3 separate regions of the Mus musculus genome follow, and regions 2 and 3 are each linked to region 1. The links are chromatin loops, found by intact Hi-C in ENCODE. Cell type or tissue: left cerebral cortex. All regions are shown on one strand. Region 1 holds the start of Bend6 (BEN domain containing 6). Region 2 holds the start of Zfp451 (zinc finger protein 451). Region 3 overlaps Dst (dystonin).

Region 1 (8,000 bases):
CTTGGTCATTGTTGTGGCTCAGAGGTTTCATATTTGGGAAGGGCTGTTGTTTTCCTCTTTAGGAAGCTGCATGGGGCCTTCTGGTTCCACGAAAGCTTGTCCTCAGGAAGGAGACATTCAATTAGTTTTGACTCAGGGGCCACTCAGTCCTGTCCCAGGAGTGTGTGGTGCCGTCATCAATAGTGAGTTGTTGGTCAGGGTTGTCTGAGAGACTCCCCAAACATACAACCTATTGCTATTGCCCTTAGCTGTCTCCCAATGGTAGAAGGTAAGTCCCCATTTCTTTCCTTAAAACTAATCCTTCAAGTCCGGATGTTAGGAGTCAGGTCGGTAGTAGTCTGAGAAGGAACCCATTGGATGAGGGAAGGACAGGAAGGCATCTTATAACTCTGGAGGATGGAGAGTAGCCTTCACTGTTCCGTGGGCTGGATCTCAGACTGAGTAGAAGGGAAAGGGGGGGGCTGAGCCTGCATTCAACGGTCTGTGCTTCTGGCTGGCTGGGCTGAGACTTCGTTGACTCCTTTAGTGCTGGTTGCAGTGACTTCTCTGGCCAGATGAACTGTAACTCTGAACTGGAATGTGAAACAAACTGTATTTTCTCAAAGTCTCTTTTGACAGAACATTTGCTACAGCAAAAGGAAGAAAACAACAAACAAACAAACAAAAAAACCCAAGCACGGTCAGGCACACAAGTTTCTAGAAACTTCCGTCTAGAGAAAAGCAGGAGTTGCAGCCCCACCGCCACCAGCGGCTTACAATGAGTACTAGGCTGTACTCAGACTTTTAGTACTTTTATATTTGTTTCCATCAGTTAAATTTCTCCCAAGAGTGTGGATGGTGCCTTTGAGCCCCCATTTTAACTTCTATTCCCTTTGTAACCCATTTTCTATGTTTTGGCCTCTCCCTTCGTGATCTCTCAGTCCTCTGGAGTAACTCCTGAAAACTGCCCCTCCCAATCCCCCAGGGCTTTCTCTCTTTAACCGCTGGTGCATATTCCCAGCAAGCCTTGCGGGCTGGGGAGTGGGGGTGGGGGCGAGGGGCTGGAATGCTCACTCCTCACTCAGCGGTCCTGCCTTCGGTTCTTTCCCAGTCCACAAACCGGAGCTTCCTCCAAGCTCCAGTTCCCCTTTCTAGAGTTTCTCTTCTTACTTGCTTCTTCCATGTCCATGATTTCACTAACAATCTGTGTGACGACTCTTCCCACATCCGTTTTTGGTTGAGACTTCTCTACCCAAATTTACACAGTGGTTTTTTCACACAGTTACCCTTGTTATTCCTTCAAAATTCACCGTTTCCACCCTGGCTCCGAATCTGAGTCATCTTCCGTTATTCCCGCGCTACATTGCTTGGGGTGGACACTTTGCTTCCTCCCGATATTTCTTCCTGAACTATTAATTAGGAAATTGTGCCACACCCATTGACTCTAGCGAAATAATAGACAAGATATCTCTGCTTTAGTAAAACCACTTGCTTTTTGGTAGGGTCCACAACACATGCATGCACATGAGTGGGGATGCCCACGGACACCTTGAGCTGTTGCACTACCGTGAAATTCTTTCCTGTTTTGGGAAAGGGTCACTTGATGCCTGTAACTCCATAGATAGGTTAGGCTGTCGGGCTAGAGCTCTGGGATCCACTTCCCCAGTGCTGGGGTTACAGACATCAGGCGTGCCAGGTTCTTTGGGGTGGGGTGGGGGTGGGGGTGTTGTTTCATTTGACATGGGCACTCATGCTTGCAAAGTAAGCACCTTACTGACTGATGAATTTCTCCAGGCCGCCTGAACTTAATTAATTTACTCTTCTTAACTTTGAGGGAGAGTTAGTAATGGGAAAGACTGAGGAAGGACTGCTTGTCAGTAGGGCTCCATCACTGTGACACATGAGCACGGAGAAAAGATTCGCCTGGGCCTTGTGGGTTCAAAGGTTTTAGTACACACATACACACACACACATACACACACACACACACACACACACACACACACACACACACACACACAGAATGCCTGTGCTTTATTTATTTTATTTAATTTTATTTTTTATTCCTCTTTTATGCTATCTGGTCCGCTAGGCTATGGGATGTGGCTGCTCACACCCAGGGTGAGTCTCCCCACCAACCCGCCTCACTTAATCCTCTCTGAGCAATGGTATCACAACAAATCTAGAGATGTGCTTTGTTAATCTCTTAGGCACTTCTCAGTTCTAGCAAGCTGATAATCTTGTTGGCCAATCAAGACGAACCACCAGAGCCTGCTAGTTAGAGATGGACAGAAAGATTACTAAAGCTTCCTTCTCATATATGAGTCCTTCTCCTTTCCGCTCATAGTGTGTACCTTATAGACGGGGAAAGTGCCAGGCTCTGATCTCTAAGCAGGAGTTGGTACAGGTTGGTTTTGCCTGCTCTACTGTGAGATCCTTCTTCATCTGTGATGGGAGGCAGGCACACTGAGTTAGGGATAGAGAGACAAGGTATCCCATTTTGGTTTGAGTCTAAGCAATGTTTTAATCTGACTTGACCCTGAATACAATTAACATTTTAATTTTCTTTTCGAACCCATGTGTTTATCTAGGGTGGAGAACCACAAGAAGGGATATGTGATGGTGCACTGATACACACCCATTGCAAACTTTCTGTTTTCTCCTTAGCTCCCTAACCTCTTGGATTACAGTAAACATTTTCTGTCATAAAGGCAGTAAACTACAACATTTTCCATTGTGATTTTTTATTTACAGGTATAAGAGATTTATATTATGAGATTTGTATTATGTATTGTATTTTTCCTGCCCTTACCTTGAATCTTAAATGTATGACTTTTATTTAACATCAACTCTTTTTTTTTTTTTTAAATGAAATCCCATCAGGAAGAAAAGGCATAAATTCTACTAAATTAACTTCCTCAAAAGACAGATTGGCTAATTTAATGCATATTGAGCTCCAGGATGCACCAGGTACCACGCAAACACAAAGAAAGAAACAATTACTAACATGCCATTATTTGGGAAGGAAATGATAAATTAGCAACAAACCAGAAAGTAATGGACTCATAGACTAAATTCTTTCTAGCACTTGGTTTGTTTATTGTATGTATCCTTAAGACAACCCAGACAAAGAACAGAAGGAAATACATATAAAAAGATGTATGTATAAATCCTATTGAGTTTCAGTTAAACGTTTACCTTATCGGGGAGATAAATGATATTCTTGTGTGCAACTGAAACTTGTGAATGGCGGCAGCAAGGCTCAGGATGATAATAATCGCAGTAAATAATAGCTCAGAGAATCGGAATCGCTATTTACTTGCTGTTCGCTGTTAAAAGCACAGAATTTGGGGCAAACTGATTACTTTGCTGAGTTTACAGCCTCAGACCTATTTCTGTTCAGAGATATTTGTGCCATTTCAGCTCACTGCCAAGCTCTGGTCAGTGAGAAACGTAAGGATGACCTTCGGAAACCGCATCGGCTAGCACCACCCCCAGTTTGCAGAAGGTTACTCTGGTCCAGTATAAAACGACCCTCCGGTGCCCTGCTCAGCGTGCTGGGTTCTTCCTTTCGCGGTGTACCACACTTTGCAAGATCTCGGGATTCTCTTCAACCCCCCCCCCCCGCCCCCCTGCATAGCAGATAGGAATACAGTTTCTTACTGCAGTGGGCTGCAGTGTCAGGAGCCCTTCAGCTCTGTGCACGGGATGCAGAAGTTCCAGACAGCTCTGCTGACTGCCAGGGACCCGTGAAGCCTGTTTGGCACCCAGTGCTCCCCGCAGTCTGACAGTCAAGAGTCTCACCTTCCTCAGTGTCGGCAAGCAAGGTGCTTTCCATCCTCAGCCTCAAACAACAGAATGAGTGGCATATAATAGCAATCTGTATTTGTTTTAGGAGGCCAACATGCAAATAAGAGCACATTTTCCTGTGCTTTCCGTGCTTATGAACCTGGCATCAGGGCTAAGCAACATCTTTCCGCATTTCTTTTAATGCTCACACTTGATAATACATCATTCACCTATCAGTCACTAATGGCTACACATTTTTGCAGAACTGAACAGTTGGTTTCATATAGTTAGACAACAATACACACATTCCTATCGATTCTTCAATTGACTTTTGGAATTTTACGAATTATTTAGTTTCAAGCCAGTTACTAGAAATTGCACAAATGTAATATTTCATTTGTCATATGTCATATAGTTAATTTAAAAAATACAAGTCAATGAAAGAAAACAAATCATCCAACTCCCACAGGGAAAGCCAGTTTGCCTTAGGGGCAAGCAGGGCAGAGCACTGCACTGGCCCGCTAAGGCCGCAACACGCTGCAGGCGGCCACTGCAGCTTTGGCTTTCTCGCCAGGTGGCAGAGGCCCTCCGCAAAAGAGCACACCGCAGCGCTCACGCCTTGCCTTCTTCGTTGGCACCGAATCAGCGATCACTGTCAAGTGTCCAGCCCACAACTGCGATACAGTTTTTGCGGATTGTAACGGAATGTAAGGGAAGCTGGAAAAAAACGGCAAAGGGGAGAAGGGTGTGTACCCGAGTGTGACCGATCGCCGTTGTCTGACAGTGCCTAAAAATTTCTCCTGCAGTATCTACAGGCCAATCAATCACCAACTTCCTTCATCCTTCATCATGTCAGATCCTTACATCTAAAATCACCTCTCCCTACAAAGCCAATAAATGAATCAGGGTTCTTTGACCGTGGCAGAGCTCACGTCTGGGCTGAGAATCAGCACCAAGTTTGGGGGTGGTAGGGTGCAAGCCTGCAGACCGCGGCGTGCCGCCTTTCCTAAGATTGGACCAGCTTGGAGATGGCCCTTCCAGGTGCTCGCGCCTCCATGCGCAGGGACTACCCCCGCCCCCAAACCAAATAGCTCACCCTGCTGCATCCTCCGAGCCCCAGCCTCCGGGCGGGCTCAGGGAGGCGGGAGCCCGGGTTCCCCCCGGCTCCTTGGCGCCCCCTGACGTCGGCCTCCAGCAGAAGGTCCGCGGAGGCTTACACAGGCGAAACCCGGGGGTCCCCGCGCACCGCCGCCCGGCGCGTGGCCTGGCGGGCCGCGCGCGCACCGAACCGACCTGCTGGAGGGCGCGCGCCGCTCGGTCCCGGCCCCAGCCATGCGCGCGCGCCCGCACCCGCGCCGCCGCTGCCGCCGCAGCCCGTGACGTCACCCACCGAGCCCCCCGCCGGCTCGCCGCGCCCCGTCCCGCCCCACGTGCGCCGGCTTCAGGACGCCGAGGCCCCGGGCGGCCACCCGATGATGCTCCCAGCCGGCTGCGTCCCGGGCGGGGCTGAGCCCGAGAGCTGCGCGCGGGCTGGGGCGCCTGCGGAGGGAGGGGCGCGGCTCTCGCCGCTGCGCCGCGTGCTGAGTCATGGCGAGAGCTGCCCGCTGCTCTCCATCAGTCGTTCCGGGGCCGGCGCGGGGTGTGCAGCCATTGGGCCGCGCGCGGGGCCGCGAGCGCCGGGCTTGACGCGCTGAGCCGCGCTCGCCCCTGTCCGCCGCGCCCGCCCCGCGTCCCGCGCCCCGCGCCCCGCGCGCTCTGCAGCCTTAGCCCCGCGCCGCACGGCCCCCCGCCTCGCCCGCACCATGATCGCCGCCGCTTTCCTCGTTTTGCTGAGACCCTACAGCATCCAATGTGCTCTCTTCCTCTTGTTGCTCCTGCTGGGCACCGTCGCCACCATCGTCTTCTTCTGCTGCTGGCACCGCAAGCTCCAGAAAGGGAGACATCCGATGAAATCGGTCTTTTCGGGTCGTTCCAGAAGCAGAGGTAAGACACGCCGCCGCTGGGTTCTTCTGGGCAGAAGCGAGGTTCAAGCCTTCTCTGCCTCTTCTGCCCACTCAGTGCCCACTCCTCAAGCTAAGTGCATTTATTTATTTAACGCGCCCTGGCCCTTTGGCCTCACCTCCATCCTCTGAGTCACCAGGTTTGGATAACCACGGAGATTCGGAGGTCCTGGAAGGAAGGATCAGGCTCCGATTCTTAGGGTCAGTTTGCTAGAGCCCAGAAGGTAATTGTAGGGGAGTCCTGGGCTGAGGTACTCGTATCTTTGCCAAGCCTTTGCTGGAGCTTAGGAATAAAAAAGTAAGGCGTGATGATATGGGCTCCCCTCTCCCAACTTTGCTGGAACTTCTTGCAGAGAAATCACCTTAGAGACAGATGGTCCAATACTCTCTCCGCCCCGCCCCAATATGCCCACGGAATTGGAGAGAGACACCTAGAATGTGCTTTCCCGAATCCAGGTAAGTGATCAGTAACTCTTTAGGCTGAGAACAAGGAGTTAACGGAGTCTCGTTTTCCCTCTTTTCTCCCCAGATGCTGCTCTGAGATCTCATCACTTTCGCTCTGAGGTAATTTATTTAGCGCACACTCTCAAGGTCAGAGTAGCTTTCTTTCCTGAGTACCAGCATTAATCATATACGTGTTTAAAAAGCCAGTAGGGCACCGAATGGGAAGCCTGCAGTCCCTAAGCCCAAAGTGACATGCTTCTTAAGCAATTCCATAGTCACGCCTGGGGCGCATTGTGTGTGTTTGTGTGTGTCTAGTGTAGTGGAGTTTGCGTTACAAGAGGTGGGAGGGGCAGCCCCTAAAAGAGAGAATTTAGTCTGGGAATGGATATCAGTTTAGCTTACAATCTGCACTTGTGGTGGAAGCACTTCCTGGTTGCTTCCGGAGGTCGGTAGCTAAACCACAGTGTAAACCACTTAGGTCGTTATTGCCGAAGAGTTTGAAGCAAACTCCAGTTGAGACTCCAGGTGACATCCCTACGGGCTTAGTTTGCTGCCCAGGATGGTTTTTACATGATAGTAATGTTGATGAAGAAGATACGCCAGAGTGTGTACTTAGTGTCTGTTCTAGACTATCCATCTAGAGTAGGTGACTGGACGCTGCCAGTGCAGGAAACTGCAGGAGAACCACCTCCAGTTAGAACAAGACACAGCTCTGCCTGACCCACTGGCTTTCCAGTTGCCCACTTCAAGTTTTTTCTCTTTGGGCGAAATCTGCCTATATCAGGCCATGGAGGTTACTTTATGATGCAGGGTCTTCATCTTAGCAAAGTACTGTGGTGTCTAGCCCCCTACTACAGTTTTGTTAGTTACCTGAAGTTACTTCACATCTTGTTTGACTTGTTCATCAGAGGTTTTATTGCACCCCGGATTCCTTGCTAGACTGTGATTATTTAAGCTTAGCTGCATTAGCATAATGTTACTATGTTGCATGCTGAGTAACTCTATTGCATGTACACTGGAAGTGAGAGTTCTGTGTTAGTTAAGATTTGTGGAAGAAGAGCTTGCCAACTGTCAGCAGGCCTGGATCTAGCTTTATACTAACTAGTGGGGGTGGGGGTATGGGTGTGGTTATGGGGTCGGGCTGTATGTGGAAAAACAGTGTGCCAAAACAGGGCCAACAGTACCCTGTAGGGGTGTATGTGGAAATCATTTTTAAAAATTATGTAAAAAAATAATTAGTTCATAGGAGGTATTTAGTTTTGGGTAGCCATCGTACATTTTGTAAAATTCAACTGAAAATTGCCAGGTGTGGTGGCTGGCGCACACATTTGATCCACACACTTGGAGGCAGAGGCAGGGGATGTCTGTGAGTTTTGAGGCCAGCCTGGTCTATATAGTGAGTTCCAGGATAGCCAGAACTACATTGTGAGATCCTGTCTCAAAAAAGAAAGAAAGAAAGAAGGAAAGAAGAGGAAAAAGGAAGATGAGAAGAGAGAGAAAAATTTGTAAAAATCGAGATAATATTTGAAATGAAGTCTTTAGAAAATTAGGTCAGGTTCATGGACTACACATGAACTAGATCTGGTGGAATAGTGTTTGAAGAGCAGAGTAAGTAAAATTTAAATGCAACAAAGTAAATAGTGGGCAGGGCACAAGTTTTAGGATATAGGGGATTGTCTGGAAAAAGATTCACCAACTCTATGCAGATAAATGAGAGAAGAATGACTGTGCTGTGAGCTTGCCCTGGACATTTTGGCATAAGCATGTTTTATCTTGAGCTGATTGATT
Region 2 (8,000 bases), 92 kb before region 1:
CACTCTTTCTGTCTGCTGCTGCACAGGTCCCTCCACTCGCACCAAGTGAACGTGGGGTGAACATGGAGTGAACGTGGGGCTACAGACACTTGCCATCACACCTGTTGCATTTATTAACTTGCTACAGGGTTTCTCTGTGTAGTCTTGGCTGTCCTGGAACTCACTCTGTAGGGAAGAGCAGGCTGGCATCAAACTCAAGAGATCTGCCTGCCTCTGCCTCCCACACACTGAGATTGTGGGTTCCAAGGATAGAATTCAGGTCAAGTGCCAGTCACTCACTAAGCCATCTCCCTGGACCATTTACTTAATGACTTATTTATTGTTTATTTATTTAAGTATTCTTTGTTTTCTATAAAAACAAATTCTTATTGGAGCGATTTTTTTACTTCTCCAATCTCCTTGCTGTGCTAAAACACTAACACTTCAATCAAGTTTTTCAAGCAAGTATATATATATATATGGGTTTCTCTGTGTAGCCCTGGCTGTCCTGGAACTCACTCTGTAGACCAGGCTGTCCTCGAACTCAGAAATCTGCCTGCCTCTGCCTCCCAAGTGCTGGGATTAAAGGTGTGCACCACCACCGCCTGGCTGTTATTCATATCTTTCTTGATTTAGCCACTGTCCTAATTTGCTGTTCTGTTGCTGTGATTTGAAACATCATCACCAAAATCAATTTGGGGAGGAAAGGATTTAGTTCATCTTATACTTCTTGGTCCCAGCCCAGCTGTGGGAGTCAAAGCAGAAGGGAGAAGGAATGCTGTTTACCTAGCCCCTGTGCTCGCTCTCTGGTTCACACAGCTAGCTTTTTCATCCTGCCTAGAAACACACATCACTCAGACTGGACTAGGCCTTCTTCATCAATCAACAATCAAGAGACTGCCCCACAGACATGCCCAGGGCCAATCCAATCTAGACAATTCCCCAAAAAAAAACAAAAAAAAAACCAACCAGTCTAAACACCATTTATAAAAATGTATCCCCTTGAGAGGACTGGAGAGATGGCTCAGCATCTAAGAGCCTTCGTTGCTCTTACACACCTAGACCATGTTTTGAGAACCCACCCGGTGGTTCACGAGTCCTAACAACCACACTGTGGCTCACAACCATTAGTAACTCCCGTTCTTAGGGGATCAGAGGCCCTCTTCTGATCTCCATGGGGACCAGGCATGCATGTGATGTACACATATGTACCTTATGTACACACACATACAGGTAAAACAGTCATACACATAAATACATCTTAAACTTATTACCTTTGCAAAAATCTAGGGCCCTTATGAACTATGTACTTCCCTGCACATTTCAATAAAAGTTAAAAAGGATTCATATCTATATTACTCCTTTCAGCATGCTGCCTGGCTTCCGTCTACATTTGTGAGACACAGAAAGTCTCTTGTCCAATGGTAGTTTACTCTTGCACCACTCTGTTATGCATATAATCTTGTTTTAAATTACCAGCTAAAAATCGGAACCAAGTAAACCAAGAAGTTCTATTATAATGTAGCTTGTATCTGGACAAGTCTGGCAGAAAACAGGTCTTCATCTTTACTAGACAGGAACTACCTGAGGGACAGTGTATTACAGAGCGTCTCTAGCTTCTGTCTTGGGCTGTTTGCTGCCGTGGCACAGCAGTGGTGTTTATTGGATAGGGTTTCACTACACAGAACACCACAGGCCTAGAACTTCCCAAGTAAAGCTCAGACTGCCTTCCAACCAGGATCCTTCCACCATGACCTCCTCAGTGCTAGGACTCTAAATGTACCTTACAGTAAAAGTAAGCTATCACTAACTATCTTTAAGTGATAGCCCTTACACATAGGCAGCTTTATATATTATACATTCTTGATTCTTAATGCAAAGATAGACCTACCTTTACGCTTAAAATAAAATTTAAATATTACTTTTAAAACTCAGATCAAGACACCTGAATTAACTTGTTACAAAATATCATGGTATCTTATTTCACAAGATATACAACCAAAAAAATTTACTTTTTGAATCTTACTCTTTCCACATTCTATCAGTTTCTCAAACGGCCTTATTGTATAATGAAGAGCCTTTTGCATGAAACATCAAGGTAAATATTCTGTTTACAAATATATGTGATCCATGAACAATCCAAAATAATTGTCACAAAAACCTTTATCATACATAGTTTGTTGGAGGGGCACTACTAATTACCAACATTCTTCTTTCTCCAAAGTACTCTAGTCTATTAGGAAGAAAGGGACAAGACTCAATGTATCCCCAACCTAACTCCAGATCCTCCAAGCTCAAAATGAAAAAGACGGACTCCAATAGGAAAACTGCCAAGAAAATGATTTTATGAAGGCCGCCCCTCCCAATCCCACTAACACACCATACCCAACTGACCGCCATCAGGGCTCAATGGTGGGAGGATGGTCTTTAATAAGCATTAGTCTACAGCTGGTCACAAGGTCAACAAATACATCTGGGCTGACCAATAAGAACTAGAGAGCTTCAATGCCAAGCTCAGCTAACTACAGCATCCCAAGGAGAGCTGTATAAAGCAGGGATGTTCTCTAGCTACACACTACTTAAGAAGAACTGATGTACAAACTTAGCCACTATAGGTGACAATCACCCAAAGCCGTTTCCCTTCCCTCTCACCATCACTTTAGGACTGGCTGGGAGATCCCAGGGTCCCTCACTGTATGTCAAAATAACAATACCTAGGCTCCAGCCTGGATTTCTGATTCAACAGATCTGGAGGGGGCCCAGATCTTACAGCTTCCACTCAACGCTGGAGAACACCTGCTCCCCAAAGGAACAAATGTAGAAAAACAGCAGTGTTTCAGGTGACACAGGCCTCCCCATTGTGACCAACAATTTTCTGTGATGTAACAAGATGACCTCAGACGTTAGGGAAGTCCTCAGCGATTAGAGGATACATCATGCTAAGATGCAATGTTCTTTGCAGGCCTTACTTCCAACCTCCTGGCATTAACTAGTCCTGTGTGTCTTCTTTCTTGGACAGAAGTTAAGCCCTGGGCAGTACCAGGAAGCACAAAACAATTCGGATGCCTACTCCAATTGTTCAGGTAGCCCCAAGCACTGAGGTATCCCTTAGGGTGAAAGTCCCCAGCATCAGTGTGCGACAGCTATTCGCCATTCATGACTATCTGTTGAGTCTGTTGAGTGATGACTGCCTGTCTGGTGGGGCTTAATCATACAATGGCTTACCACACTTCACTCCAGCAAACCGCGATTGTCTGTCTCTACTTACACTAACAAACTGAATGTCATCTTCGTTTTCATCCGTGGTAGACTCTGATGCCTCGGGCCCAGCTGGTGGGACAGATTCTATTATCTATAAACAAAAGCCAAAACACGCTTATCGATTCAGCCACAAGATCGCAGGAAGAAATTCTCCCCAAAAGGATCGATTAAAGACAAAAGCCCCTGAGGGGAAGCAGCAGGACCAAGCGGAAATCCAGCCCAGGGAACTGCATGGAGGAGGCCGGGCGTGCTAAGCCGTCTTGGAGCTGCAGAGACCTAGCTTCCCAGGCGAGCTGCCACAATTCCCCTCCCCGCCTCTTACAGGGGCAGGGATGCAGGCTCTAAACCCCCGGGGTCGGGGATGCAGGCTTCAAGTACAAGGCCAGCCTGCCTCCAAGCCCTTCTCACCCTCGGGGCTGCGGCTGCTTCGGCTAGGGCGGCCAGGGGCTGGGGGCGGCCGGACCGCCATTGTTGAGGACTCCACGCAGACGTGCACCAGGCCCGGAGGCCCCGCACTCGCCCGAGGCCGCCGCCCGGCTGAGCCCAAAGCTGAGAAGACAAACCAAACCTTTCGGGGTCGGGCTCGGCGGAGCCAAGGCCCGGGCCGCCACCACTCACCTCCGGCCCTGGGTCTCCCATTTCTCCCACGGCCTGTCAGCACCACGCTCCCGCCGCCGCCGCTGCTGTTCCCGACGCCGCCGCCACGACTTCCCTCTCGCCCGGCGCCGCGCGACCCGCCCTGCGTGAGCGCCCACGCAGCTGACGCCTCAGGCCGCGGGGACGCCAAGCTGCCGGACCCCAAGCGCGGCCTCACTGCCGCTAGCTTCCAGCGCCGCTTTGTACGCTCCCCGCCTTCCTCCCGCCCCGCGAGGGATTCTGGGAGTCGTAGTTTCCGCCGGTCTCGAGGCTGACGACCGCGTGGCGGGGAAAGGTGGCGAGGATCCGGAGCTCGGCGCTCATCTGCATCTCCGGAAGATGGCAGGAGGAGGTGGTGAGGGTCTTGATGTAGTTTTGAGTCCACGCCAATTCTCGTTCCGCTGCCGCCTTTCACTTAGAGACACTGACAGGAAAAGAGCCCCACTGGCAACAAGCAAGGCAGATGAAAACATGGAAGACTTTTTCCTCCCAATTACATCTTGGCAAAGCAAGGGCAAGAGCTTATATATGGCATTCCTGAGAGGTCATTAATTCTCGCAGAAGTCTCACAAAGGGGCTTCCTTGTTGTCCACAGGTTCCTGTAAACTAAAAGTAGCATTACTGATAAGGTTCCAGAGGGCTGCCCCTAGCCTTTCCTGTTTCTCCCTTGTTCTTTTCAGGCTAGGTTGAGTTGATAGGTTAATTACTTGGAGAGTGGAACACAGAGGTGTGGGCAAAACAGTCCTAGTAATGTCAGTTAACCCTTTCAGACCTTTAGTGATCATACTGCTATGAAAGCAATGCTCAGTGGTCTTTGTTTCGGGCCAGAAGGAAGGATGGATCGATAGATGGATGGATAGGTTTAAGTGAAGTCCAAGACCTGAAGCACTTGAGCTACTCAATCTCTCTCATGTTTTCTATCTCCCGGTGCTAGTAAATATTCAGTCTCACTCAAGGACCAGAGAGAGGAGCAAGGAGTAAAACTAGAGTACAGAGTTCAGCGGGAAAGTAAAAGCAGCTAAATCCCAGGGGTATAATGTAATTTTTCAAGATACACTTGGACTCTTATAAAATAAAACCGAGCCGGGCCGGTGGTGGCGCACGCCTTTAATCCCAGCACTTGGGAGGCAGAGGCAGTCGGATTTCTGAGTTCAAGGCCAGCCTGGTCTACAGAGAGAGTTCCAAGACAGCCAGGAATACACAGAGAAACCCTGTCTCAAAAAAAAAAAAAAACAAAAAAACAAAAAGAAACCCTGTACCAAAAAACAAACAAAAAAGGTTAAATAGATATTTCCTTTGTCAGTTGCCGCTAGCTACCCTTCTGTGAATGTAAAATGGTTCAGACCTTACTGACAGGGTTGGAGCCTGTGTAGGGTTTAGGGGAGGAGATACTTTTTATATAAGCAAAATTGAAAATTGGACCTGTGATAGAGCTCTCTCTCTCTCTCTCTCTCTCTCTCTCTCTCTCTCTCTTCCCCTCCTCCTCTCCTTTTCCCTCTCCCCCTCCCTTCTCTTCCCCCTTGTCTGGGGTCAGAGATTGGGCTTGCAGGAACAACAGAGAAGCAGCTGGCAGGACACAGGTAAAACAGTATTCTAGGAAAGAAGCTAAGGAGCCCTCTTGGGTTTGGAGGAGCTAAAGAAAAAGGTAGACTGGCTTGGAAGAATGACACAGAGAGATTTCTGAAAAGCCAGCAGTTTCATTGTAGAATCGTAGAATCGGGCTTGCAAATAGATGTTTTGTATATGGTTCAGAAAATAAAATTACCTCACTGAGTGAGCTAGAAGGGTTTTTTTTTATACCTCCTGTGTCTTTATTGGTATAAAGATGAGATAATTTAAATGGTTACACTGTGCGGAACACCATGACAGTGGATGAGGAATTCTGTAAGACCCTAGTGTTGGCAGAAACATCACTTGCAGGAAAGACAAATCCATACCCAGAATAAAGATCTACTCCAGCAAAGACAAAGTGTTCTCCTTTCCATGGAGGAAGTGAAGTGGTCCAATAGAGTCCAGCTGCTGAAAGATCCTGACAGAATGTAAAAGGTCACAGAAGCCCTGAAATTGGCAAGATAGATGTCACTGTTAGCAGAACTAGCTTCACTGATTTAGAAAAATAGAGGTGCACAATGCTCTGGCCACTCCTAGAACCCGTGTGTCTGCCAATGTTCTGACTGTTCCTTGAACCCATGTGTGTGCCCACTGATGAAGCCCATTGCCAGGTGTTTGTGATATTGGTTGCTGGGGAAGAGTCGGAAAATCTCCCCAGCAACCACAGCCGGGGCCAATCTGGAGTTGTTGCACCTGCACCAGACTCTTTCTTTGTACCCCTCCCATACCCATTTCTTGAGAAATCGTTTTAGAATAGATATTGTTTAGATCTGGAAATCCCCTACTCCCTCCTTCTCCTTTCCCCCCTGAGGGCCTATAAAAACTGGGACCCCTTTCCCCTTGGGGTCGACTCCTCTACCCTTGCGTGGGATACGAGTTGTCCCCAGAGCTCTGGCTTTCCCCGAATAAAGCCTCATGTGGTTTGCATCAAGCTTGGTCTCTTGTGAGTTCTTGGGAGTCCGCTATTATCCTGAGACTTGAGTGAGGGTCTCCCTTCGGAGGTCTTTCACCGCCAACAGGAAATGCTACCTGGGGAATGATGCTATATCTGCAACTCTGTTGCTCTCTAATGTTGGAAGATCTGCCACCTCAGTAGCCAGATCAGCCTTGGTGTCTGGAAGTCCATGTTGTAGAGCCCATGCCTAAACCCCATCTCTGCCACCATGGCCACTTTGTTCATGGGCCCATGAGATAATGACAGGGATGGAGGGATGGCTGCAGAAAGAAGCTAACTGTCCTGAGAACAGGACTCTATCTACTTGATTACTATGACTGTTGGCATGGGACACAAATGTCCCCACATCTTCTACCCTTTTGGAGAGAGCTGTCCACATACTTCTTCCTCAGATGTCTTTTTCACTAACTTTCCAGTCATGCTCTTTCCAAGTCCCTGATCATCCAGTGTATCATCAGCTATATCCCATAAATCAGTAAGCAGTCACACATCTGGCCATTTCTCCTTCTAAACAAAGTTCTGCCCACTATGAGTAACCTTCACTGGTGTTTTTCAGGGTTCTCCAAGAAATGGGTTGTAATGCTGCAACTGTCCACTTCTGGTTGGTGCCTGAATACCATGTAGAACCATCAGTAAACTAGGCCCTAATCTTCTCTTCCCCAATTAATCAATCATAGGAACACCCCATCAGGTTATACACTTGGCATCATTAACAGGAATAGAAAGCGTTGGCACTAGATCCACTTCTTCATGTAACTTGCTTGTGCCCCCAAGGCCTACTAGGACTCAACTCTATACATACCTCTTCCATTTGCTAATAGAATACTGCTGTGCACACCTTACCGTATTTCTTGGTGGGTCAGATAATACATTACAATGTCCCAGGATCCAATCTGAAAGAGGCAAGCCAACCTATAGACTGCCTGATGATTTGAGGTTGAATTTCTTTTATTCTGCCAGAAATAAACCTGTTTATTCACTTAAGGAGGTAGGGTTGGAAAGGGTAGAACAAGGTAAGTTTTCCTACAGGGATTAGGAGTGACAACTGTACCAGGCACATCTAAACAATGATTGCAAGTCTGGCCATGAGAACAGGTGAACACCAGCAAGCCAAGTGAGGGAAAATTATGCTCACCAGGGGATACAGAAAGAAGGCGATGCCTTCTTGAGGCAGGAGAGAATCCAGATGGGAGGCTGTTTTGCATAAGATCAGCGGAGGCTGTGGCTTGTGGGAGTAGTTCTGGCATATGTTTCAAAGATGGCTACTGTACAAGCTGTATAGGTTGAGCAATGGTGTCTAAAACAAGACTCTACTATTACTGGGTTATAGATCTACTAAGGAGTTGGCTCTTGGGGTTGAAGAGAAAGTGTAAAAGTGATCCATTGGTTGCTCCAGTGGGGCCCTCATGTACCCCTTGGAGGACTTTTTTGGAAAATAAAATTATTTCCTGCACAGGTGAACATAGTAATTGCATAGATTGGCAGCTACTGGAGGATTATAAATAAATCCTGATTCATAATTATCTTGATTATACATACTTGGTTTTTTAAGTTTTAT
Region 3 (8,000 bases), 61 kb after region 1:
CTGGCTGCTAATGTCTCCACTCGGAGCCTGGTAGGAAAAGCTGGTACATGATAAGGTAGTTCCAGAAGCTAGCATCAACCTGCCCAGCCGGGTTTTGTGCAATAGGGTACCTCTAACAAGGTCAGGATGTGCAAAAAGCAGTGTTTGTTAGCCTTGTCAAAGAGCTCCTCCCTGTAGGCATCCAGAAACTGAGCCCCTTCTCCGCCCAAGCTGTGGGTTGTCACATGCTGAACCAGCACTGCCCTGGCCACCCAAGAAGCCAGCCAATCCCAATTGCCCCTCAGCTTGCTCTCAATCAGCCCAGACTACCTGCCCAGGGATATGCTGTACCATATCAATTAGCAATCAAGAGGATTCCCCTCACACATCCACAGATCCGTGTAATTGAGACACTTCCTCCACTGAGACCCCCTTTTCCCACATACGTCTAGGTTTGTGTCAAGTTGAGAAAAACCCTCGACACAGGTGTTGTTAGCAAAGAGCAGGAAATCACCGCCTTGCTTGAGTGAGGTGGCCGAAGGGTAGGGAGCCTTCTCCAAACACCTTTCCTAGAGAACCAGGCATGAGTACGAAGGTGAAGGAAATAATTTAATAAAACTGGAGTTCAGGAAAGAGTAGGACACAGGGCAGGGAGGGAAGGTAGGTGAACCAGAAAAACCAAGACCTGGACTCGTGTGGAGGTCTTTATTGAAGTGGTCATGGAGTCTGCCCAGGACAACCAGCGTAACTTGTGTAAATTACACTCATGAACTAGCTGTATTCTATACTGTCCAGTGAGAGGATGTTCTGTGACCTCCCTCAAACCCACGATGGGTGTGTGAGGTTGGAGTGAGCCAATCACAGTTGTTTTTATTTAATGTTTCATACAAATACACTTTGATCCTATTCCTTCCCCTCCCCCAATCCCTCCAGCTCATCCCTCACCTCCCTACCCACACAACGTCATGTTCTTTCTCTTAAAACAAAATGTCCAAGTGTGTGTGTGTGTGTGTGTGTGTGTGCGCGTGCGCGCGCGCACAAACACCTGTCGACTCCAATTTGGCCACTCCTACCTCTGATGGGGCATTATACCTTCTGATTGTGTTAGCCTGTGGTGGAGTTGTACCTCCTGTCTTCCTTTAGCTGTGTGCCTTTTGTAAGTTTAGGGTCAGGAAGGGACAGCTAATTGTATTGATGATCACGAGTTCTTCCTCTAGCTTTGTGGCCAGGTTAAGGCCCAAGCTGCTCTTTCGATGAAATGTCAGGGTGTGAAAGTTACAGGCATCCTCTTGGGGACCCGTCACCACTTCCAATTCCCTAACCCTGCCTACCTCGAGGTATCAAGGTCAAATGGACAGAGAGAAAAGGACTATTTTATCTCTTGAGTCCTAACACCAAAAAGAGCTTGCAGCACCACCTGCTGTCTCAAAATAAAATTTCCCTTTGTCAGGTCATGGTTTATGGTGTTTAGGAGGAGTTTCTTGATCCTGCACAGTGACTCAGGGAAATAGAGCAGGCCGCCCCGTGATGGTTTCATCTTCATATTATTGGCTATCACAGCTCTGAACTGCCTGAAATTTGCTGGCCTGGGAGCCAGGAAGTAAGCGATACAGTAATGTCAATGCATTATAATGGACACAGGAAATCCACAGCCATGATCCAATGCGGAGTAATAGGACCGGCAGATGAGCACAGTGGTTAGACTCACTGCAGATGGCATGCCTGGGAATCTCCAGGGCCAGGAACTCTCACCCAGGGATCAGGCCTCCCATATCTTCAGCAAGAAATGTGACTTGTCTTCCTTTCACGCCTGGGTATATTCGAGAATATATTTTATTTATACAGTAATACATAGTAATCATAACAGACACTTCGGCCCTGCCGTGTACCAGGCATTTAGGCTTTGCATACATGAAACCATTATTCTCCTCTGCAAACCTGCGCAATAATTAGTTTTAATGCTCATTTTACAGATAAGGAAATAGTTGTGTCTAACCAAGAGCATACAACTAGGAAATAACAGAGGCCGGGGATCCAGATGGGCTAAAATATGTGTGCTGTGCTCTGATGCTTAGAAAATTTGATTGTAAAATAAAGCAATTATATTTAGAGTAGAATTTACAGAAATCTGCATAAAAACCAAAAGAACAAACAAAAACCTATGCATTTCTACTTTTGCTACTCAGAGAATAAGCAATTCTACAAGCTAGCAAGATGGCACAGGAGATAAAGGTGTTTGCCACCAAATCTGACAGCTGGAGATCAATCCCGGACCCATATGGTGGAAAGAGAGCTGGCTTCTGCAGTTGTTCTCTGATGTCTATAGGTGCACCATGGCGTGGATACACACCCACACACACCACATGCACACACAGATACACTTGTACATATATACACAGAGACACACATGCACACATACACACCACACCACACACACACCCCATATACACATACAGACATACTTGTGCACGTACATACAGAAACACATGTACTTATAGATACACATGCACACACAAAAACACCATACACACACACCCTATACAAACACACATACATAGACACACTTGTGCATGCGCATACAGATATACATGTCCACACACACACACACATGGATACTCTTGTATACATCCACACAGAGACACACATGCACACATACACACACACCACACACACAACCTACACGTACACACACATAGACACACTTATGCATGTACATACAGATACACATGCACATAAAAATACACATGCAGGAACACACACACACACAAGTATAATTTAAACAACAAAACGCAAACCAAGCCCATATTCTTCATTGAGTGTCTTCTTGGGCAGTCTTGATTATTCTAGAAGATGTGGAGTGGACGGATTGTTGTTCTCCAGACTGACTGCGGAATTATGGTCTAATCTAATGTGTGTGTGTGTGTGTGTGTGTGTGTGTCTGTGTGACTTTAAGAGAGTTTTGGGCCACGTTCACCTCCTGAGTGTTTCTAGGATTTGTAGATTACTGAGGACTGTTAGCAATGATGGGAACCCAGCAAAAGGCAGCTGCTTATTATTCATAAGAAGAGAAATCTCCATTTCTATCAAATAAACCTTAGATTCGCTCCGTTACTAGAGAAGTTGGCAGTGATCGTTAGTGCCACCTAGTGGTTAGAATAAATCGTGGTCCTTGAGATTCTCAGAAACTGTCCTTAGGGAGTCTAGTTCAGATGACAAGAGGAGTGTACACTGGACTCCAGGCAAGTCCATGGCTACCAGTTCCTTTGGGTGACCCAATTTCTGCTTTAAACATGGTTTTCAGTTGACCCCAGCTCCCTGTCCCTAAATCCGCTTCCCAGCAGCTGCTGTAATACCCGCTGGGCTGTATGGGGGCCGCAGAGATCTTCGGGATCTATTTTGAGATGAAGAGGGCCAGCTGAACTCTCACACGGGTGGGGTGAGAGCAGGCTGATGTGAGAAAGAGCTGATCCGGAGAGTGTTTTGACAATCTGCTTGCATTTCCCCCTTGTTCATCTCTGTTGTCCGTGGCACGTAGGCCCTCCTCTGTGTCCGCTTCTCTGTTTCACATCCTCCAGTTCATGTTCAGGGTCTCCACAGTCACGTGCCAGCCCACCTCCCGGCTCTTCAGTGAGAAGCCCCTGCACAGTCTTTCTGAGCTGGGCGCACCCACAGTCAGACCTTCTTTAGAACGTGCTGCTTTGCTGCCTGTGTTAGTCTCACCTCAGTCTTCTAGCCTTTTATGTCTCTTCTAAAATCCAGACAAGCCACAAACACATAGCCCCCAGGCCCCCCAGAGTATCTGTTGCTTACTGAACCCCTTTCATTTCCATCCATGCCTGACTTGCACTCTCCTGCTGGCATGTCATAGAATACCATCTCCGTTGCTTGTAAATACTTCATACGTGTGCCTGCCATTTTACATATTCATTCATTCCTAAGTCCTGTCCCTTGCCTGGAACATAAGTACTATTCGGTCTTCAAGAGCCTGCCGCCCACTAAACTGAGCCAAATATAGAGTATTCTCAGCTCCATTCAGTCCTTTCTGTGAGACTGGCTACCACTGAGAGTGGTGCTTGTGTGTTGTTTGTGAACTCAGTGTGAATTACTCCTTTTGTTCTCTGCTAAACTGCTTTTTGTTCTCTGCCACAAGAGGACTGAGACCATCACTGATAACTTTTGAAATTCTTTTCACACTATGACTTATTTGAACTTGTTTCTTTGTCTGAAGAGCTATGCTTACCTTACCTCAAGAGAGAAAGAACACGTGACTGTTTTATCAAGCACCCGCTTTTTTTCTAGATATGCTACTCGGCATTTTAGATATACCCTTTGTTTAGAAGCTAAAAGTCTTATGTATAGAATGTGAACATTACGTGGAGTAGGGAGCGGAAGTCACAGATGTTTAATAACTGTGTGGCTTTATCAATGACTCAGCATTTGGACACAGGCGCATCACTCCCACGCTCACATCCTTGACCAGGCTACCTCTGCTTTAGCTCTGCATCTTCCCTTTGTTAGGATGTAATGATGCTCTGCATCCCTACGGACCCTCCCGAGAGATTCTGCTCTCAGGAATGCAGAGGGGTTCTTCATCCATCATCTCTGTTGATGTAGTAAATTAAGGACACAAACAGAAGTAAGTTTAAGGGAGTCAGGGCTTATTTGGTTTACAATTCCAGGTCATGGTCCGGTGTTGTAAGAATGTCAAGATACTAACTTGAGCAATCAAGTTACACCCACAGCCAGGAGCAGAGAGAGAAGGAATGCATGCATGGTTTCTTGTGCTCCATCTCTTTCCTCTTTCAGAGGCGCCAGGATTCAGACGTAGGGAATGGTGCTGCCCACTATGGGCGAACCTTCCCACCTCTATTACACCTCAATACATGCCCACAGCTAGAGATCTAGACAGCTCCTCATTAAGACTCAATTCCCAGGTGATTTTTAGATTGTGTTCTTGGCATTTAAAAGTAACCATCTGCCTGGTCTCGTGTTCTATGCCCCACCCTGTCCTCTGTATCATGTTTAGGCAGGTGTATTCACAACTCATCTGAACAATGCAGAAGCAGAGCAGAGTCCTCTTTCCTTTTTCATTCCTCCATCAACCTTCTTGATCTTAAGGTCATTTTTAATGTAGAAGTGCCCTCAGCCCTGCGGAAAATATTTTCATGTGTGTTGAACCACTTAGACTCACAAATGGGAATGTAGATGATTTCATTGACTAGGGGGGGGACTTGGGGAGCACACAGTTTAACTAACTCCAGGAAATATTTATACAAAAATGTGGAAATCTGAATTCCCGTGTGTGTTTCCTGCCACAGGGGTTCCGAGCAAGCCCCCGACACATCAGGAGGCGAGTTGCAGCGGCCGCAGCTGCCCGGCTTGAAGAAGTGAAGCCTGTGGTGGAAGTCCATCATCAGAGTGAACAAGAGTCATCGGGGAGGAAGCGAAGGATCAAGAAAAACAGCCGGGTGCAGCCAGAATTCTATCACTCTGTTCAAGGTGCTTCCACCAGAAGGCCTGTAAGTAGAAAGCTGTCTTTTGTACAAGTGTTGAATAACAGTCAAACGGTGAAATTATCCCCTTAAATAAGTTTGGATAAATAGTTGAGCCATCCTGTTGTTCCCCCACAAAGTGACTGCGTGTTCACATAAAGGAAGGGTTGTGCTTTCCAAGAAGGTCTTAGGGAGGTCCTTGCCAGAGGCAGGAGCAGGCCAGCGTCACTCAGACTGATCTAAAAACCTAGGGAATTCCTAGCGCCCTTGAAGCTGTGGTCTAGAATGAGGATGGGAGCGCTAGAGTTAACAGGCTGGCAGGCTGAGGTGTGCTAAGACATCACAGCAACAATAGAGTCAGTATCAAGAGAGGGAAAGCATCCAAGACGGGCTGGAGCTGGAACCTGTGACGGTGGCTGAACCCCTCCCAGGAGTCTCTAGGGCTGGGACTCAGCTCAGGGTAACTCTGGAAGAGCTTCTAACTGGCCTTTCAGCTGTGAGACAGCAAAAGGCTCTGTCCCCCTAACTGTGCTGGTTTGAGTGAGAATGGCCCCTCGAGGCTCACATATTTGAATGCTTGCCCCTCCCCCATCGGTAGAACTGTTTGGGGAACATAGGAGGTGCTGCCTTGTTGCAAGAGGTGTCCCTCTCAGAATGGACTTCACTCAGCCCCCTCTCTCTGCCTAGTGGTTGTCATCTCAAGATGTGAGCTCTCAGCTTCTATTTCAGTGTCATGGCCACCTGCCTGCTGCTATGCTCCCTACAATGGTCAGAGACTCTAACCCTCTGGAGCCACGAGCCCCAGATTAGATGTTTCTTTTACAAGTTGTCTTGGTCCTGACGGTTTTTGTCATGGCTGTATAAAAGCAACTGAGACACTAGTCATGTGTTCACAGCACGGCTTTCCCTGGGGCGCCGGAGCTCAGCTGGGGTTGAGCCAGTCATTTTCTGAACACATTATTCTAAGTGCTCTGGTGTCCTCATCTCGGTGGCTTTTGGCACATGGATTTTTCTAACCAATACTGTGAATAAGGATTTGGGCCTTGAAAAATGCTATTTGAAAGCTTTAAAAATGTTATTTCTGAAACTGCCATGATGTTACATTGTTTTAGCATTAGAATTTAGCCTTATTCACCTGGTTTATCCTCATGCTATGCTTAGCCCATATTGCCATTTCCTGTGCTGACAGCCTAAGGGAACTGTCAAGATGTGACTTGATAATCCCTCTGCATTCCATTGGGGTCACTGGGTGGCAGGTCACATGTGGAAATAGGTTTAGTGACGAGGCCAGCAGAAGGGTCCTATTTCTAATGAATTGTTTGCAACAGAGCTACTTAATGACAAAGACCTGTGATTGGTGTTTACAACAGGAAGTGCTAGGCAGGGATGATGTGGTCAGGGGGAGGAGAGGAAGGGGCATAGAGAGCTGTCGATAATTTACGTGGGGTTTTGCATAGGTGACCTTAGGAAGATTAAACACGCAGCCAGCGTGAGCAGCAGTGCAGGCTGGGACAGGTCAGCGACTACTGCAGTACTCTAGGTGTCAGGCCTCAGTTCCACCATCTCTTCCTCGAAGAAGGGAATCTGAGGATGGTGTGTATGCTTCGGAGCCGGGGATGCACACTCCCTCATCTGATTGCATCTCCAGTGAGTCTTCTGGGAGGCCGGAAATTGTCAGTCAGCAGGGAGGAGGCTCCTCGTGTCATATGATTTCTGGGCAAACTTTTGACATCGGCAGGCTGCTGATAATGGGATGTTGCCTGTGGACTGAATGATGTATGTCCTTTGATGGGTTTAGTTGTCTGCCTTCACCAGTACCTGCTGTAGCCAGTCCATTCAACACAGGTCCAGACCTGTTCTTTTTCTCACCTCTGCTCGCATATAGTCAGTGCTGTCACACCTTGCTAGAAGAACTCTCCCTGTGGCTTGGAGATGGGCTGAGATGACATCAGCCGGAGAGACCCAGGATTATTTGAATGGCCTTCTGCAAGCTACTTCTGGCATTTCTAGTCACAGTTATTTATTTATTTTATATATATATATTTTTTAAAGATTTATTTATTTATTTTATGTATATGAGTACACCACCTTTACTCTCTTCAGACACACCAGAAGAGTGCATCAGATCTCATTACAGATGGCTGTGAGCCACCATGTGGTTGCTGGGAATTGAACTCAGGACCTCTGGAAGAGCTGTCGGTGCTCTTAATCACTGAGCCATCTCTCCAGCCCTATTTATTTTTTTATACTCCAAAACAAGACTTGCAAGTAAGAAAGGCCGGCAGCGTGACAGCAGAGAAGAATTAGAGAATATGACAGTAGCTGAGGCTGTTGTAGCTCTGTGGTAAAGTGCTCGCCTGACTTTTGAATGGCTGTGGGTTCAATTCCCTAGCATGGAAGGAGGAGACAAGGAAAACAATGACTGAACCACTTTAGCCAGCTTGCATCATGGTGGCATGTCATGTGGTATGCGTTCAGGGCTTTAGGCTATAACATACTCATCCTGAATTCATAATTCATACTCTAGTA

What was found. Peaks named below come from ENCODE experiments on the same cell type or tissue, not always from the same donor. Only the 100,000 strongest peaks of a DNase experiment are listed, where the experiment ranks them.
Region 2: a loop joins it to region 1, with 2.6 times the contacts of the local background. A loop is called at or near these places in 2 of 42 quality-filtered maps.
Region 3: a loop joins it to region 1, with 5 times the contacts of the local background. A loop is called at or near these places in 30 of 42 quality-filtered maps.

Annotation. Positions count from the first base shown.
Region 1 is chr1:33,902,702-33,910,701 of GRCm38, forward strand. Bend6 (BEN domain containing 6) reads right to left here and starts at 4,920. Exons shown (of 7, transcript NM_177235.3): 1 at 4,865-4,920. Dst (dystonin) reads left to right here and starts at 5,524. Exons shown (of 103, transcript NM_001276764.1): 1 at 5,524-5,751; 2 at 6,298-6,332. The coding sequence starts at 5,571. In left cerebral cortex, a CTCF peak has its summit at 4,939; DNase peaks (open chromatin) are centred at 3,780, 4,413, 4,914, 5,238 and 1 more place; H3K4me3 peaks cover 3,480 bases; H3K27ac peaks cover 1,794 bases.
Region 2 is chr1:33,810,480-33,818,479 of GRCm38, forward strand. It overlaps Zfp451 (zinc finger protein 451), which reads right to left and starts at 4,116. Exons shown (of 15, transcript NM_133817.3): 1 at 3,859-4,116; 2 at 3,248-3,331. The coding sequence starts at 3,879. In left cerebral cortex, a CTCF peak has its summit at 3,924; DNase peaks (open chromatin) are centred at 2,962, 3,300, 4,043 and 7,658; H3K4me3 peaks cover 2,183 bases; H3K27ac peaks cover 1,519 bases.
Region 3 is chr1:33,963,406-33,971,405 of GRCm38, forward strand. Dst (dystonin) reads left to right here. Exons shown (of 103, transcript NM_001276764.1): 3 at 5,298-5,498. Among named protein-coding and RNA genes, the nearest start is that of Dst, 59 kb to the left of the region's middle. In left cerebral cortex, CTCF peaks have their summits at 1,397 (motif pointing left) and 3,117 (motif pointing left); DNase peaks (open chromatin) are centred at 1,424, 3,127 and 3,981.